Linked DNA regions of Mus musculus: region 2 is linked to region 1. A link is a loop called in an ENCODE intact Hi-C map of the cell type or tissue named here. Cell type or tissue: left cerebral cortex. All regions are shown on one strand.

The links. Hi-C counts contacts between places; a loop is a spot of excess contacts. Peaks named below come from ENCODE experiments on the same cell type or tissue, not always from the same donor. Only the 100,000 strongest peaks of a DNase experiment are listed, where the experiment ranks them.
Region 2: a loop joins it to region 1, with 4 times the contacts of the local background. A loop is called at or near these places in 10 of 42 quality-filtered maps.

What each region holds. Positions count from the first base shown.
Region 1 is chr15:78,421,835-78,424,334 of GRCm38, reverse strand. It overlaps Gm36644 (a long non-coding RNA gene), which reads left to right. Exons shown (of 2, transcript XR_001781711.2): 1 at 1-363. It overlaps Gm41355 (a long non-coding RNA gene), which reads right to left and starts at 2,067. Exons shown (of 3, transcript XR_875463.3): 1 at 1,891-2,067; 2 at 1,609-1,697. In left cerebral cortex, a CTCF peak has its summit at 1,560 (motif pointing right); a DNase peak (open chromatin) is centred at 1,562.
Region 2 is chr15:78,177,588-78,180,087 of GRCm38, reverse strand. No RefSeq gene overlaps it. Among named protein-coding and RNA genes, the nearest start is that of Ift27, 4.8 kb to the right of the region's middle. In left cerebral cortex, a CTCF peak has its summit at 1,519 (motif pointing left); a DNase peak (open chromatin) is centred at 1,512.

The DNA of each region.
Region 1 (2,500 bases):
GTCACCAATTTCTTTTTTCTTTTTTTTTTTTGTAACCTGGAATGTTCTAGAATTTTAGCAGATTTTCACCAATCCCGTCTCAGGATTTGGTTTTGGAGAAAGCCCAGGTGAAGTGAAAGTTTCTGGTTGTGTCATGTGATGCAGACTCACAGGGTTTGCTGAGGAGAGACCTGTGGGAGGACAGGTGATGGACATGTGATATTTGGAGAGAGTTTAAGAGAGACTCAATGGACAGTGACAGGAAGCTTGCGTGGCCTGGCGGTTTCTGCTGGATCTCGCAGGTTTGCTACCCTGACACTACTGAACTGGACTGCTGACAAGTGGAGATTGGACTCCCCCCGCCCCCAAACTACTTCTAAACAGGTCTGTGTCCCTTGTCCTGTTTACCATCTTTTCTCCCCGACCTTTGGATGGTGGGCTAGAAAGGGGGGGGGGAAGGGTTGAAGCATTTGAGAACCCTTATTAAAAGTAGGTTTTGAAAAAATCTAAGCCTACATCAGGGTGGGGCTGTACACCTTTAATCCTAAAACTTGGGAGGTGAGAGCAGGAAGATCATGCGTTAAAGGTTGTTCTGATTATATAGGAAGTTTGAGGTCAGCCTGGGTTGCTGAGACCCTGTCTCAAAAATAGGTAGATAAATAGATATCTGATAGGTAGGTGAGTAGGTAGATAGATAGGTAAGTGATAGGTAGGTAGGTTAATTAGGTGAGTCCTCCACCCTCCCCTTGAGCTCACAGGAAGGGTCCATAACTGTCTCTCACTCCATGGGAAGCCTGTACAACTCCACTTGTGTTGTGAAAGGGCAGTCTGAGGCCAGACTTGGTGCCATATGCATTTAATCCCAGTACTCAGGAGGCAGAGGCAAGGGGATCTCTGTGAGTTTGAGGCCAGCCTGGTGTGTATATAGCTAGTTCCAGGTCAGCCAGGAAAAATGGAAAGAAAGGAGGCAGAAGAGGAAGGAAGGAAAGAAGGAAGGAAGGAAGGAAGAAGGATGGAAGGAAGGAAGGAAGGGAGGGAGGGGGGGTGGAAGAAGGATGGAAGGAAGGAAGGAAGGAAAGAAGGAAGGAAGGAAGGGAGGGAGGAAGAAGGATGGAAGGAAGGAAGGAAGAAGGAATGAAGGAAGAAAGGAAGGAAGAAGGATGGAAGGAAGAAGGATGGAAGGAAGGAAGGAAGAGGATGGAAGGAAGGAAGAAGGATGGAAGGAAGGAAGGAAGAAGGAAGGAAGAAGGATGGAAGGAAGGAAGAAGGATGGAAGGAAGGAAGAAGGATGGAGGAAGGAAGAAGGATGGAAGGAAGGAAGAAGGATGGAAGGAAGGAAGGAAGAAGGAAGAAGGAAGGAAGGAAGGAAGGAAGGAAAAAGGATGGAAGGAAGGAAGGAAGAAAGGAAGGAAGGAAGGAAGGAAGGAAGGAAGGAAGGAAGGAAGGAAGGAAGGAAGGAAGGAAGGAAAGAACAAAGGTCTGTCTGCTCACATTTCTCAGAGACATACTTGGTGATGCAGAAGTAACGGGGCGCCAATGGGACGGCCTGGGCCTGGAAGCTGCTCCCTTCAGCCAGCAGGGGGCGCGCATTAGGCTCCTCTGTCTTGAGGAGAAGGAAACCACACTTACCAACCAGCCCACCTGTTCCAGTTTGCAGTTTCGCTGTGCTCTAGGTGGTTGGGTTTTCAGAAGCAGGGCTCGTGGACCGAGTCTCTGACCTGCGAATTGTTTGTCTCTTCTCACCGTCACAACACGCATCCCTCTGAATCCCAGCTCTGGCCACCCCCACCCCCCGCCCCCAGGCAGATGTGAGTGATCACTTTAATCCCAGTCCAGCTGGTAGCTGTGGCTGGCGGCTGTCAAGGGAGGATCCAGAGGGAAGGTCCTGCTCTGTCCTGGCCCAGGACTCACCTGTGACCTCTTTCTACAGAGTCAGCTCCTGCTGTCAGCTAAAGATTCAAGCAGAACAGAAGGGCAAAGCTTCTTCTGGTGGGACTTTCTTGTGACCAGAACATGTGACTCAAGCTGGCTAGTTTTGTTTTCTGGTGGGTAGTGGGGTGGGACTTGAGGGGCATTCTTTGGAGCCCTCACTACTGGGAGTGGCTCACTGCAGTGCCCTTCCAGGGAAGCACGTCCTCTGATTGGTCCTTGGATGCTGCTCAAAGATCTACACTGTAGAGCAGTGGTTCTTATCCTGAACCCCTCAAGGGGTTGTCAAGCAACCCTTTCTCATAGGTCACCCAAGACCGTTGGAAAACACAGATATTTACATTACGATTCATATAGTAACAAAGTTACAGTATGGAGCAGCTGAAAAAATAATGTAAAGGTTGGGAGGTCACCACAACATAAGGAACTGTATTAAAGGGTCACAGCATTAGGAAAGGTGAGAACCATTGAGTCTCACCTGAAGCAGAGCCCTTATTTACAAAGCTCCCTTGGAGAATCCATCCCTTCATCATCTTAGCTAGCTCCAGGAACACCTATAGACAGTCTGCAGCCCCCGTCCCCCCAGCGTCTC
Region 2 (2,500 bases), 240 kb after region 1:
GAACGTGACAGATGCTGTTGTGGGAACTCACAGAAGAGCTCAGAGGTGCAAGGGCTCTGGAATGTTCTGGAGGCTCCAGCCACACCCTACCTCACCCAACCCCAGTAAATATGTTTGGCCAGTCCCATTCATCCTTGAAGGGCCCTCAGCCCTGTCCTGTGGGCCACCAGAAGGCGTCTTTTCAAGCTGCTGTGTGCTGGCCACAAAGGCTCCTTTGTGGTGTTGGTGATAACACTCAAAGTTACCTGGAGGAGGTGCTGGGGAACTGGCCTCAGAATGGAGTCTATCTTGGTGGCAGGGAAAGCTCAGGTTTTTGCCCAGAACTTTATAGTTTGCAATGCATATCGTAGGTGGTAGGAGCTGTCAGGCTGCACCTTCATAGTAGCTATTGGAGAGAGCAAGAGACTTGTGTGTGTGTGTTCCCCTGCCCAGCCAAGAAGTGGCTCCTCCTGTGTGACGATCACAGAAAGATTGTGTTCAACAGGGGGACACTTGGGAAAGAAGGATGGGGACAGAGCCGAGAGGACTGTTACACATTAGAGAAACATCAGTGACTGTGCCAGCTTTGGGGTAGACTGCACAAAAGCCCTGAGGCAGCACAGGCAGGATCCAGTCTGCTGGTCCCAGGAAGCTAACCGTCTCAGACAGAGCACAAAGCACCGAGACATGTGCCACAAGGCTTGTGTAGAGAGGTCAGAGGACAGCGTACAGGTCCCAGAGATCAAACTCAACCTCACCAGGCTTGGCAGCAAGCCTTTACCAACCCACCCCCACCCCACCCACCCTGCACGCGCCCCTCTCCCCTCCCCATGGTCTCCCATGGCTATCTCACTTGGCCCTAAAATGTTTAAGGATGACACTGGCTGCTGAGTGGAAATGAGACAGCAGAAGTCAACAGTAGATTTTAGGAAAGCCAGAGAAAAAGGCTTGTGCTGTTTTTAGAAAGCCAAGGGACAAGCTAAGATAGGGCCCAAGTAATTTCAGGGAACAGGCAACAGCCAGTCTAGGCAGGGGTGTGTCCTCCACACTCAGGGCATTATGGAGTGTGAGGGGATCGCAAAAGGAAGAAGAAAGAAACACGCTTCTGAAGAGTTAACTTTGTTGTAGTGGAGTCTGGCCTCTGACTACTTGAGCCCTCCGAACATAACAACACAAATTTTATGCGCATGGCATAGGAAAGATCAGGATCCAGGGTGTACATCCAGGGAGAGCCAATTGAGTTATCTGCCCACCACCAGTCTCCGAGACCCTCATACGTGCAGGAAAGGACAAGACACACTGAGCATAAAACATGCAAGAGCGTGTCTGAGCTTTCACAGATGAGCTGTCAAAGGGCTGTTTAAAAAAAAAAAAAAAAAAAAAAAAAAAAAAAAAGCCTCGTGTGACTGGAGAGCTGATATGCTCTACTTTAAGTAAAAGAAGCCCCAAAGACCAGGAAAAGCCAAGAGCCCTCAGCACCTGCCTGTGGCTGGCGTTTTCCCCCGGCGACTGCTGCCCCCTGCTGACCAAATCAGCATACGGCAGCCTGCCCAGCAGGCAGGACGCACAGCTATGGGCTCTCTCACTTTGCATTCAGAACACAGGGGAGGTGAGTCAGTCCCACAGCTACTGCTCTTTGTTGAGATGTCCACTGCCAAGCACTGCATCAGCAGAGACACAATCAAGTGGGCCCGCACGGGTGCCAGGCACATAGACCTCAAAGGTCATTGCCACAGGAAGCGTCGCACCAGATGTGGTGTTTTGCCTTAAAGCCAATTGTAAAGCAGAGCATGGCTGCAGCCTCAGGCAGCCCCCTGGGGACCCATCACATCCCAGGCTGTGCATCAGAGCCGGTGTTTATGAGTTCTTCTGCTACACATCTATGTTCTGTCATGGGAACAGGGAGGCCAACAACTGAGCTACTAGGAACCAAGGGACATGGGGGTGGGGGTGGGGAACAGAGAGAGAGAGAGAGAGAGAGAGAGAGAGAGAGAGAGAGAGAGAGATTCAGACCTAAGCAGTGTGGTCCAAAGACCTCAAGATTTCCATTTCAAATCAGTAGCCTTTTCTAAGTGAGCAGTTTCCATCCATGAAAGAGTTTGACCCCAAGGGGACATTTGGCAATGACTGGAGACATTTCATTGTTGTCTACAGAGGTGTGATGATTTGGGTAGCTAGTGGGTCAGAGATACAAGCTCATAGTGGCTCCCCTTCCCCCTGCCCATATTAAAGTATCAGCTGTGCCCAGAAGAAACCTGGCTCAGCCTGGCACAGGGTCTCCTTGTGGGGCTGTGTGAAGCTGATGCCAAGCTCTGCTTTACCGGTCCCCATTCACAAGAGCTGCAAAGTCCCTGCCTTCTCTGCTCAGCACTGGCTCGGACCTGCATGCACCAGTGACTGAGTCTTAGTACCCAGAACTCATTCTTCCTGAGGCCCAGTCTAAACTATACGAGGCACGCCTCCCCTAACCGTCTCTTTTGTACCCAACCATTTTGCTACTACTACCCTGTGTGGGTAAATG